Linked DNA regions of Homo sapiens: region 2 is linked to region 1. A link is a loop called in an ENCODE intact Hi-C map of the cell type or tissue named here. Cell type or tissue: A673. All regions are shown on one strand. Each heading gives the region's core, and the rest is flanking DNA. Links, peaks and the distances in the headings are about the cores only.

What was found. Hi-C counts contacts between places; a loop is a spot of excess contacts. Peaks named below come from ENCODE experiments on the same cell type or tissue, not always from the same donor. Only the 100,000 strongest peaks of a DNase experiment are listed, where the experiment ranks them.
Region 2: it touches region 1 in a loop (6-fold over the local background); 3 of 110 quality-filtered maps call a loop at or near these places.

Annotation. Positions count from the first base shown.
Region 1 is chr7:84,186,916-84,192,314 of GRCh38, reverse strand. All of the region lies in intron 1 of SEMA3A (semaphorin 3A), which reads left to right. Among named protein-coding and RNA genes, the nearest start is that of SEMA3A, 5.2 kb to the left of the region's middle. In A673, for the core only: CTCF peaks have their summits at 3,089 and 3,297; DNase peaks (open chromatin) are centred at 3,294 and 5,184; H3K4me3 peaks cover 822 bases; H3K27ac peaks cover 1,770 bases.
Region 2 is chr7:84,134,287-84,139,685 of GRCh38, reverse strand. It overlaps SEMA3A (semaphorin 3A), which reads left to right. Exons shown (of 17, transcript NM_006080.3): 2 at 4,735-4,892. Among named protein-coding and RNA genes, the nearest start is that of SEMA3A, 58 kb to the left of the region's middle. In A673, for the core only: no CTCF peak of the experiment used is centred there; DNase peaks (open chromatin) are centred at 1,655, 2,155, 2,655 and 3,115; H3K4me3 peaks cover 740 bases; H3K27ac peaks cover 5,000 bases.

The DNA.
Region 1 (5,399 bases), core at 214-5,213:
TTTGTCTCTACATGTACGTTTGTTTGGCCAAAGCAAGTATGTGGTAGCCAATTGCCAGTACTTTGTTTCTAAAGTACAATAGAGATTTTTTTAAAGCTACTTCTTGTTTCTCCTTAATTAGATGTCAAACACAGTTAAAACATCCACTGCATTGCCCTTAAAAATATTCCAGCATGATTCATGAAGAGTTAAATCCCTGCCAACCTTAATTTCCCATGGTCACTTGTTTTCAAAGATCCACCATTAACTCTCTCATTGCTCAGGTTGCCAAGATGAAGTTTCTGGCAATCACTGTGCTTACTTTCTACTTATCATTTTTGCCTGGTAGGAGATGAAAGAGACTTGACATGTTAAAAAGAAGTAAAAACAGGAAAGTGGCCTTTGTAGCGGGTGTACATATCTAATAAGATACCTCTTTACTTTCTAGGAAAAAGGAATTGAATAGATGTGTTCAGGACCATCTGGAGAAGTGATAATATTAGAAAAATGGGGTATGCTGGCTTTTCCTCTGAACCAATTTGATTTAGAATCCTTATGGGGGAAGAAAATGTGAGAACTCTGTAAATCTCAGCAGTTACATAGAAATTATCCTTAAGAAACATTTACTCAGAAATACTTTTGTCTTCTTTAAATATATGTAATATAGCTAAATGGTAAAATCCTTCTTTTAAAAAGTGGTCCATGCATAAATGTTTATTTCTTCTACAAAACTAGTCAAATTTCACTTTTCTCATGAAATACAGGAAAATCATATAATCTTCCATTTGGGATATGTGATACAATGAAGTCTTCAGAAAAACCTGCATGAATCACAAGAAAATAATTAGGGTTTGGGTTTTAAACAAATGACAAATATTCCATCATCCAATGTAAGGGGCTATTCCAGGACACTATGTGCTTCAGTTTTGGTAGAAATCAAAGACACATGCAAGTCTCAATGTGATGGTGATCCTGTGAATCCAAAGGTTAAATCAATGATTTTAACCTTAACTTCATAGGAAGGACTTAGTAAATAGCACTTTAAAAAGTGGTAGGCCTTCTGAAAGCTTTCTTTTTTCTATTTTCTAAAGTTGTTTTTTTTTTTTTTCAGAGTCAAGGTATTATTATAAGAATGAGGTTATCAATTAAATAAAAATTCTCATATGTATATGTGTGACAAGAGAAGATCATTTTATTTAGTTAAAATTTCTGAGGTAAAATTTGCAAAAGTTCTTTACCTTTTGTTCAATAAATTACAATTAGTTCAAAAATTAATTAATATGAATGATTTTCTAATTAAACTTCTTGTCTTTCCTTTAAGATTTTCTTTACTTTCACCAGAGCAGTATTTGTGTGTGTGTGTGTGTGTGTGTATATACCAATACATTTATGTGTACACATAGGTATACATATACCATATATTTCAATACATAGGAAATATAACTTCATTTTATGATTTTATAATTCAGAAAATAACTTCATTTTATAATTGTGAAAATAACCTCAGCAATCTACAAGTTCTGAATCACAATACAATTCTTCGTAAATTGTTGGTTTAAAATGACATTGATATTTTAAATTATATATATGTGTGTGTGTATATATATTATATATATACATATATATATATAAATAATAGAGTGGGTGTTGTCTTTTGTGTCCCATGAAAAGTTTTCATGGATGTCCTGAACATTCACATAATAGTATAAGATAGGGCTAGTCTTACCCTAAAAATCTGCTCACAGCTAAAATGGAATGTTTTTAGGAAACATATGTGGGAGTTGTGGGGGGAAGACATACCCACACACTCACACACATACATACACACATGCATAGAGCAAAGAAGTTATCAATTATTTGCAATGACTTTTCTCAAATACTCACTGTATATTTGTCACCAGGACTTTGGATGACCTTTTCTTCTCAAATTCTATTAACCTTATAAATCATGTTTTGATGCTGAAATCTTGAATTTAAACACACTGAAAACTAGAACTTTTTATTCATCTATTCAACAAGTATACCCTGGCAAATAATGTAAAATGAACATAAAATAAAACACTTAGTCACACATCTTGTGATTCAATGCTGGTCAGATCAGATGAGGGCTTGTAAAAATCTCCAATTTGTGGATTCTCTGCTTAAAGCTGACAACCAGATTGACCTTTGAAAGAATTTATACAGTGTAGACTTTAGCAATCAAGAAAATAACTGAGACCGCAAAACAAATTCATGTAAGCCTCTAACTCACCAGCTTTAATAATGATATTCAGTCACTAACAACTTAAATAAATATGAATACTGAATAGATAATTTTCCCAATTCTAACTTTTTAGGGTTTTTTTCTCTTCATGTGACTGATTTCTAGAGTTCTACTATTGTCAGTGACATGAAATACGTAGTTTACTAAAATATTAGCAAACTAAACAGATATATTGATCTGTGATATCTAATTTTCCTTTATTTTCTGATTTTAATTATTATATAAATCATGTATTATAATTTGGGGTCAATTATACTTAAATTCTATAGTAAAGATTTAATGTATTTCATGGATCTTTCAGGAATACGTTTAATTAGAGTTAATTAATATGATTGCATATGTTCCTAGTAATAAAAATTAATGTTAAATTGTTGTTATGGAGGCTATTATGCTTAATGTGAATAAATAATTGTATAGGGCATTAAATTTTCTATCATGTTTTCAGGTTTGCATTTTAAGAAACTTGCATTTTAAAGTTATCATGAATTTTAAGTTGCCTGTAAGAAATTGTGTATTTTAAATTATCCCAATTTTTCTCATTTTAACTCCAGTGACACACCTTTGTATCATAGCTCCAAAAGTCAAAATACCACACCTTCACAACTTTTGAAGAATTTCAAAATCTAAAGTCAGGATTATTTTGAATAATGTTTAATCTGATTTTTACAAAATCTTCCAAAATGACTAATAGTGATATAAATTTTGAATTGATCATTATCCAACAACTTCTATTTACAAAGTCATGATATTACAGAGTTACATATTAATCAACTAAGACATTGCTCTTGTCAAACCTTTATGAAAAAGTAATATGTGATAAATAATTCATTGCTACAAAGTTATAGAGGTAAAATCTCCAAAACTCATGACAGTATTGAAATAAGTTTTGCACTTGTAGTGAAGGTTTATTTTAAAAAGACCAGCAGTTGTAAACATACATTAGAACAAGTGTGATTCTTGGGATGACTTTTACCCCTCATGATTTCTAATGCACTATATAAAGGAATTACCATGATTTGCAGTTCTATGCTTCCACTAATAGGTGGCACTAGCAATTTGTGACAGCTCTTTCATTAATTTGGAAATGGGCAGGCTACTAGGGTAAATATGCACAGAATAAGGTGTGCAGACCAAGTTTGGAAAAATTGGCATAATAGTCATGAAATTTAACATTCACAAAACAGAAGAATTACTTAAAATGAAATTTGCTAAAGATATTGATGTGCTCTTTGCATGCATTTATTGGTACATTTTGATCCTGAAAAACTAAATATTTCTAAGTAAAAAGCAAATACATACATTTAAACTTAAATAAGGCTTGATATGTGAAATTAATCTGTAAAATGTAAAACAAAATAGTGAATGAAACAATGGTACTAAACAATTAGAATGATGGAAGCAGAGATTCATGTGCCTGTATATATTAAGTATCACATATTATATGATGTGTGCTTACCAAGAATGAAGTAGCCTGCCTGTGGCACATTATTACAGCCATTTATAGTTGGAGAGTAGGTAGTTGAAAAAGTAAAATAATGTTAAGAAAATGGCATTTGGTATATTTTTAAAAGACTGACTCCTTTTAATCTGTAGGTTCTTTAACACTGTTATCTTAATTAAGCATATAGAAGAATCAATAAATTCTATCTGACACAAATAAGTATGAATGTCTCCAGCTACTATCTCCCACTATTGCCAAGACATAAACATCAGTATAAATAGGCAATCCACACACTATTTCCAAACAGTAACAAAGCTGGAGTCTGTCAAACCCAGGATAAGGAAATATACAATTTATACTTGAATTGGGGAATGAAGATAAGCAAAAATAAAATCCTGTTGATAAATATGAAGAATAGTTTGGTCTTGGGAGTTTTTACAAGCTTAGGGTAAAATTTAAAGGAACCACACATTTTAAGGAATCTTGTCATCTCCTGAATGAGTCATTAAACCTGCATTTCCAGGTTTCCCTTGCTTGGAGAAATGTGGCGTGGGAAACTATGTTGACCAAAACTTAGAGTAACTTAAAGCGTTGCAGCAATCATAAACATGTCTTTAGATAAAATATAACATGACCCACTGGAGTCTTCATCAGCAAGCCAAATGAAGTTTCATTCTATTGAATATGTCAATTGACTCATTTAGTCTGTGAAACTGCTTATGTGAATCATCTTGTGCCAGATTCTGAGTTTCTAAAGGCTGGGTATGTAGTATTTTTCATCTTTATATTCTCAATGGCTAGCACAGAATTATTCATTGTTGAATGATTTTGTGCTTTATTTGGCACACCTTTTAAAAATTAACAAATAATATGCCTGTTAATAAAACAAAATTATTTTTGGAAATAATAAGAATGAAAATTTACAATAAATCAATTCATTATAAATGAATTGTGCATTATAATATATAGTAGAGAAAGTGAGTTTAGTGTTAGGTGCTAGGGCAGGAAGATATCAGTCAAGGCATTTAAGAGTGCACAAAGGATTGTGAGAGTAATACTATCTCCATAAACAGTATCTCCTTCTGAACCACACCTATTCCAGAACTGAATCAGAAAATATCCAGGTCATATTTGTTAGTCTGCAGCTAAGAGATAGGAAACATACAATAAATATGTTGGAAGGCTCTAGGAATCAGGAACCAGGCTGAGGAATTATTGCATTCCTTTGGACAAAAACCCAGATTTTCCTTGTCCTCTTATCAGGTCACAGTATATACAGCCAGAAAAGAAAGTGAGGTTTCTACTCTAAAACCAAGTAGTAGCTAAAGATAAGTGAAAGTATCCCATTCTCAGTCTTATTGTATCTGAATGTTTGTGAAGATCAAATCAGTTCTACCAAATGAAGTTGTAAGTGTAATCCTTGAGTAATTTCAATTGGTTCTTTTTCATTGTCCATACTTTTAGGAGAATCCAGACTTGGCTCTCTGACAGCTTGCTGAGATTTAGCAGTTCAGAGCCTTTCTTGCTTCCCCTCCTACACTTGTCAAGAGCAACACTTGCTCATTGCTCCCTAAGCTACATCTCCAAGTCATCCTTTTTCTTCCCTTGCCCTTGAGTTCCACAGCCTCAGAGTATGATCCACTTCCATCCTCAGACTTACTCAAGAGAGTAGATGTGATAGGAAATACCATGGGAATATTTGCTAAAGTGTGAACA
Region 2 (5,399 bases), core at 155-5,154, 53 kb after region 1:
CTACTTGAAATTATTTAAGTTGATTTTTTCTGCCCCGCAAGCTATGCACTAAAGCTTGTCGTCTTCATTGTCTTATATAATAGTAAGAATGGTGACAATAATTAGCAGTTATTGAGCACAAACTGCATGTCTGTGTCTGGTTTTACAGTCAGTATGTTTTCCATTTTGTCATTAAGCAACTCATAAACACACTAAATCCTTTGGTGAATCTGGAGTGAACAGAATGCTTCTTTAGTCACCTTCCAAATTTAAGAATACATACTTTATTAAAGAGTGTTCTGAAATGGCATCTTTAATTACAATCCTACATTTGCTTCTCTTATAGCTCGACACAGCATGTAGAAGTTGAAGTAATCTCTCAACCAGAGAAAAACAATTACATTCAAAGAGAATTAATGCCTCTAAAAGCTTTGGCCTATTCAGATTCACCATAGTCAAATTAATTTTATAGAAACTTAGCTTGTTTTTTAAAAACAACAATTGTTGTTTAACTGAATATGAGCATAGGCAAGATGTAAGAAGGTGGAAGAATAACACACATTTCACATTACTGAATTTTACTATAGTTCCCATAGCAGTTTATGTCATTGTAAGATACATAACTGAAACGAAAGAAAGACTTAAAATTCTGAAGGAGTACATTCAAAGTTATTTAATATTGGAGGCAGCTAATTGTCTCTACATCTAGGAAAATCAAAGTCATGCATTTAACTAAGGAAAACAGAATACTGAAGAATCTGAGAACTAGATTTGGAAAAAAAAATGTGTCTGATTTTAACCCATGTTTCTATTTAATCTATTGAATAAAATTTCACCCAATTTCTATTTAATCTCACACTGGAAAGTGGTGATATAACCTAAGCAATCCAGAATTTGTATTGTTCACTGACATTAGTTTTTAAGACTCTTCTCTAAGTTATAAAGCAATATAAAAATCTCGTGTTGGAGAAGAACATCTAAAGGATTTGGAGTGAAAGGAATAATGAGACAAAATTAAGCACATTTGAAAGCAGTGGAAGACAGCTGCTAACACATATGCCAGGAAAGTATTGTCTTTTTTAAAAAATCAAACTGTTGAGAAGTAACAGTTTAAAACTGTGGTTTGTTTTCATGATGATTTCATACATAAGCCACCAAAAACTTCCGTAAGTTGTCTGTACGTAGGAAACAGTAATTCTGTCCAAACTAATTTACAGAATTCACCCTGGAACATATTTTTCAATTGGGAAAATATTTTCATTGTTTGGAACTGTGATATAGAAAGTCATTCCTTTTATTATTTAGAATTGAGAATACATAAACTGGAAAACAAGAAGGAATACTTCATTGTTCTTAAAATGCCATTACATTTAATATTAGTGTAAATCAAAGAACATACTGCTATTCTTATTTTCCCTCCACCATACAAAATTACTGATGTTTACAAGTTAGGACACTTAGTAAGATAGGTTAAAAAAAAAGAAAAAAAATATATATAGTTTTCAGTCTACTCCATCTGGACTGTAATTTGCTACATCTGGTCAAGAAGATCAACCTACAAATATTTAACTTCTACTTATACAAACAGGAAATATTTAATTGAGTGCTTACTAGGAAATGCTTGTTCTAGTATTTTTATAGGCATTATCTAATTTCACCTCAGTAACTCTTAAAAGATACATTAACTCTTAAAAGATACATTATTCATCCCATCTTCTATAAAACTTGGGACCAGGGAGTTTAAGGAACTTGTCCTAGTTTGCACATCTAAAAGATAAGTACTGTGGTGATGGCTTGTGTTCTTACTTATAACTGTATAACTCCAAAATCTGTAGCTATAGTATTTATTTTCCTACAACTTCTTCCAATTGATGCTTAGAGATCCCTTATGTAGTTTCTATGCATTTGCAATTAAAATCCATTCTTGTACCTCTTACATGGCCCTTTCATTGCTTAATATCTCTATGTAATTTTTTTGGTTTAGGCTGAGGTGGCTTTTTTTTTTTTTTTTTTTTTTAAAGTTTGGCCTCTCTGAAACTAAGGTAGAATTACAGATCTTAGAATTGGAAGTAAGGATGAAGGGTATCCATTTGATAAACAGATCTCTTTGAATGACCATTCAATCAGGGCCTGAACATATCCAGTGATACAGCCCGTGCCTCTGGCAGCAGCCCGTTTCCATCCTCACACAACTCAGAGTGCCTGAAATTTCAGACTTTTATTGACTCTGGGTAGCATAGCATTGATCATTTGTAATCTTTTGGATGCCAATGAAATGAATGCCATTTCTTTTTTTTTTTTTTTTTGAGACTGAATGTTGCTCTGTCACCCAGGCTGGAGTGCAGTGGTGCAATCTCGGCTCACTGCAACCTCTACCTCCCAGGTTCAAGCAATTCTCTTGCCTCAGCCTCCCGAGTAGCTAGGATTACAGGCACCCGCCATCAAGCCCAGCTTATTTTTTTGTATTTTTAGTAGAGACAGGGTTTCACCATGTTGGCCAGGTTGGTCTTGAACTCCTGACCTCGTGATCCACCCGCCTTGGACTACCAAAGTGCTGAGATTACAGGCATGAGCCACCGTGTCCAGCCAATAAATGCCATTTCAATTTAGATATTATGTAGTGGATTTTCTGTCCCTCCTCTCTGGAGACTAACAGCTCTCATTTATTTCAGCTGTGATTCACATGAATACAAACTCTTTTCCTTCCTTCCTTCCTTCCTTCCTTCCTTCCTTCCTTCCTTCCTTCTTCCCTCCCTCCTTCCCTCCCTCCCTTCCTTCCTCCCCTTCTTCTTTTTTTTGTGTGTGTGGAGAGTGGGGTGGGGTAGGGAGTAAGGCCAGCCTAGTATTGTACTATTTCTCATGAAGAAATGAGAAAAATATCTTTTAACAATTTGTTAACAATTTTTGTCTATAGGATAGGTAAATATATAAAAAGATAGATATTCCATTTTACATTGTTGACCAGGTAATATGAAAAAAAAATGTGAGTTAGGCATGATGAGCTATTAATTATATATTTCCGCAGGGAATGTTCATTCTGGTAGATAAGATTGCAATAATTGACAGTGGGATGCAGGTTATAAGAGTAATTCAAGCAAAATGTAACAGGAAGCTCTCTGAGAATTTCTTGGCAGTTGCATTTGAACTAGCTTTAAGCGTGGCTCTATTCTGTAGCTGTTGGAGTCAGGAAAAATAGCAACAAAGGCCAAAGAGTGAATGAGCACAGTGCATGGTTTCCCGCATGATAGAGGACATGAGAAGTACTGGGATAGGGTCTAAATTTAAATGATAGTGACCTGACCTTTAGTGCTAAGTTAAAGAGTATGAATTTTATCCTCTGTTGAAATCATATTTTTGATGATAAAATGATAAAATGAAGAGGTCAGTAGGACAAATAGATAAAGCAAGGCAATCAATCACATGGCTAATATATGTTTCCTGATGTTAATAGCTGGAACAGAGGACAGGTCTACATTGCAGCTTTCTCTCTTCGGAAGGCACATCGCATTCTACATTTTTCTGGATGCTGATGAAAATTTCCTACTAAGTGTGCACCCGAAAAATCTAAAGCACTGATTCAGGACATACAGTTTTGGAGAATCCTCAAAAATTCTATCCCATGGGGGTGGGGTGTGTGTGTGTACATGTGTGCGTGCATTGAGCAAAACATATTTTTAAGAAGCCAATAATTAATTAGCTTCCAAGCACAAAAATGGACTTATATTTAATGTTATTTTTAATCTGAAAGTGTTCCTGTCACTAAAGTATAGGTATATTGTTTAGTATTTGCCTATTCACAGCAGAAGCAAACTGGAGAGCAAAAACAAATGAAAAATTGAAGTCAGATGGTAAAATTAATTTAATTCATGTTTTCATGAAAGCCTCATCTCAGTTTCTCTCTATATATCAGCTCCAAAATGCTTGAAAGAATTTAGGCAGTACAGTGAATCATTTAATGATCAAAAAGACATATTAAAATATTTCAAATAAAAGAGGCCTCAAGGAACCTAAGAGGTTAAACCGGATGTTTCCCCCACATTCCTATTTTGTTAGGTTCTGTGCTTATCCTTCTATCTAATGGCTTGGAACAAATGAAACCACTTTTAAAAAGTTTTTGTAAAATTAAATACATTTATACACAATATTGATCAGTCTAATCCATTACTACATGCAAATAAATTCTGCCAGATCAGTGTGTATAGACAAGTTATTTCACTTCCTCTCTTCTTTAGGACTGCACCATATTAAGTATGAAACCAGCAAATAGGAATATAACTCTCATTTTAATAAAATGCAGGCCGGGCACACTGGCTCACACCTGTAATCCCAGCACCTTGGGAGGCCGAGGCAGGAGGATCACTTGAGGTCAGGAGTTCGAAGCCAGCCTGACCAACATGGAGAAACCCCATCTCTACTAAAAACACAAAAATTAGCCGGGCATAGTGGTGCATGTCTGTAATCCCAGCTACTCGGGAGGCTGAGGTGGGAGAATCGCTTGAACTCGGGAGGTTGTGGTGAACCGAGATCCCGCCATTGTACTCCAACCTGGGCAACAAGAGCAAAACTCCATCTCAAAAAAAAAAAAAAAAAGTAAAATGCACACATTTTGGTTCCAATATATTTCTTAGTACCCTGAAGAATAAGCACTGATTGATAACTACAGCAGTCAATATAGTCAGGTTACCATGTACCAACAGTCTATGCTTATATAGTGCTTCACATTAATACCCAATGTTTTGCTTTGTTACCTTGCAGAAATGTTGGAATCCAACAATGTGATCACTTTCAATGGCTTGGCCAACAGCTCCAGTTATCATACCTTCCTTTTGGATGAGGAACGGAGTAGGCTGTATGTTGGAGCAAAGGATCACATATTTTCATTCGACCTGGTTAATATCAAGGATTTTCAAAAGGTATCAGTATTCTAATATATGCACTATAGTTATTTTGAAGCATCTCAAGTTATAGATAATTCTCTAGCTATTTAAAAGCATGATTACTGACAGAAAATTGTTTTGAATTAATAGTTTGTCTTTTCTGATGCAAATAAAAATGACAGTAATGAATCAATGGATGCAATAAATCAAAAAATATCAAGGATGAAACCACAGTATTTGCAGTAATCATTATAAGAAATATGAACTTCAGCTTACCCTTTCATATCTATTTTTCCTACATAAAAGTAAATACTTGAACCATCGTAGCAATACATCATAATTGACTTCATGAACTATTTATATGTGTGTAGGTATAAATTTATATTTCTCTGTATTTCCAGAAAATGAAGAGTTCATCTATCCATTACCCACATGCCTAATTTGGCATGCTATCAGTGTTTGTAAATAAAGTTTTATTGAAACACAAGCACTCCCATTCATTGACATATTGCCTATGTCTGTTTTTGTGCTACAACAGCAGAA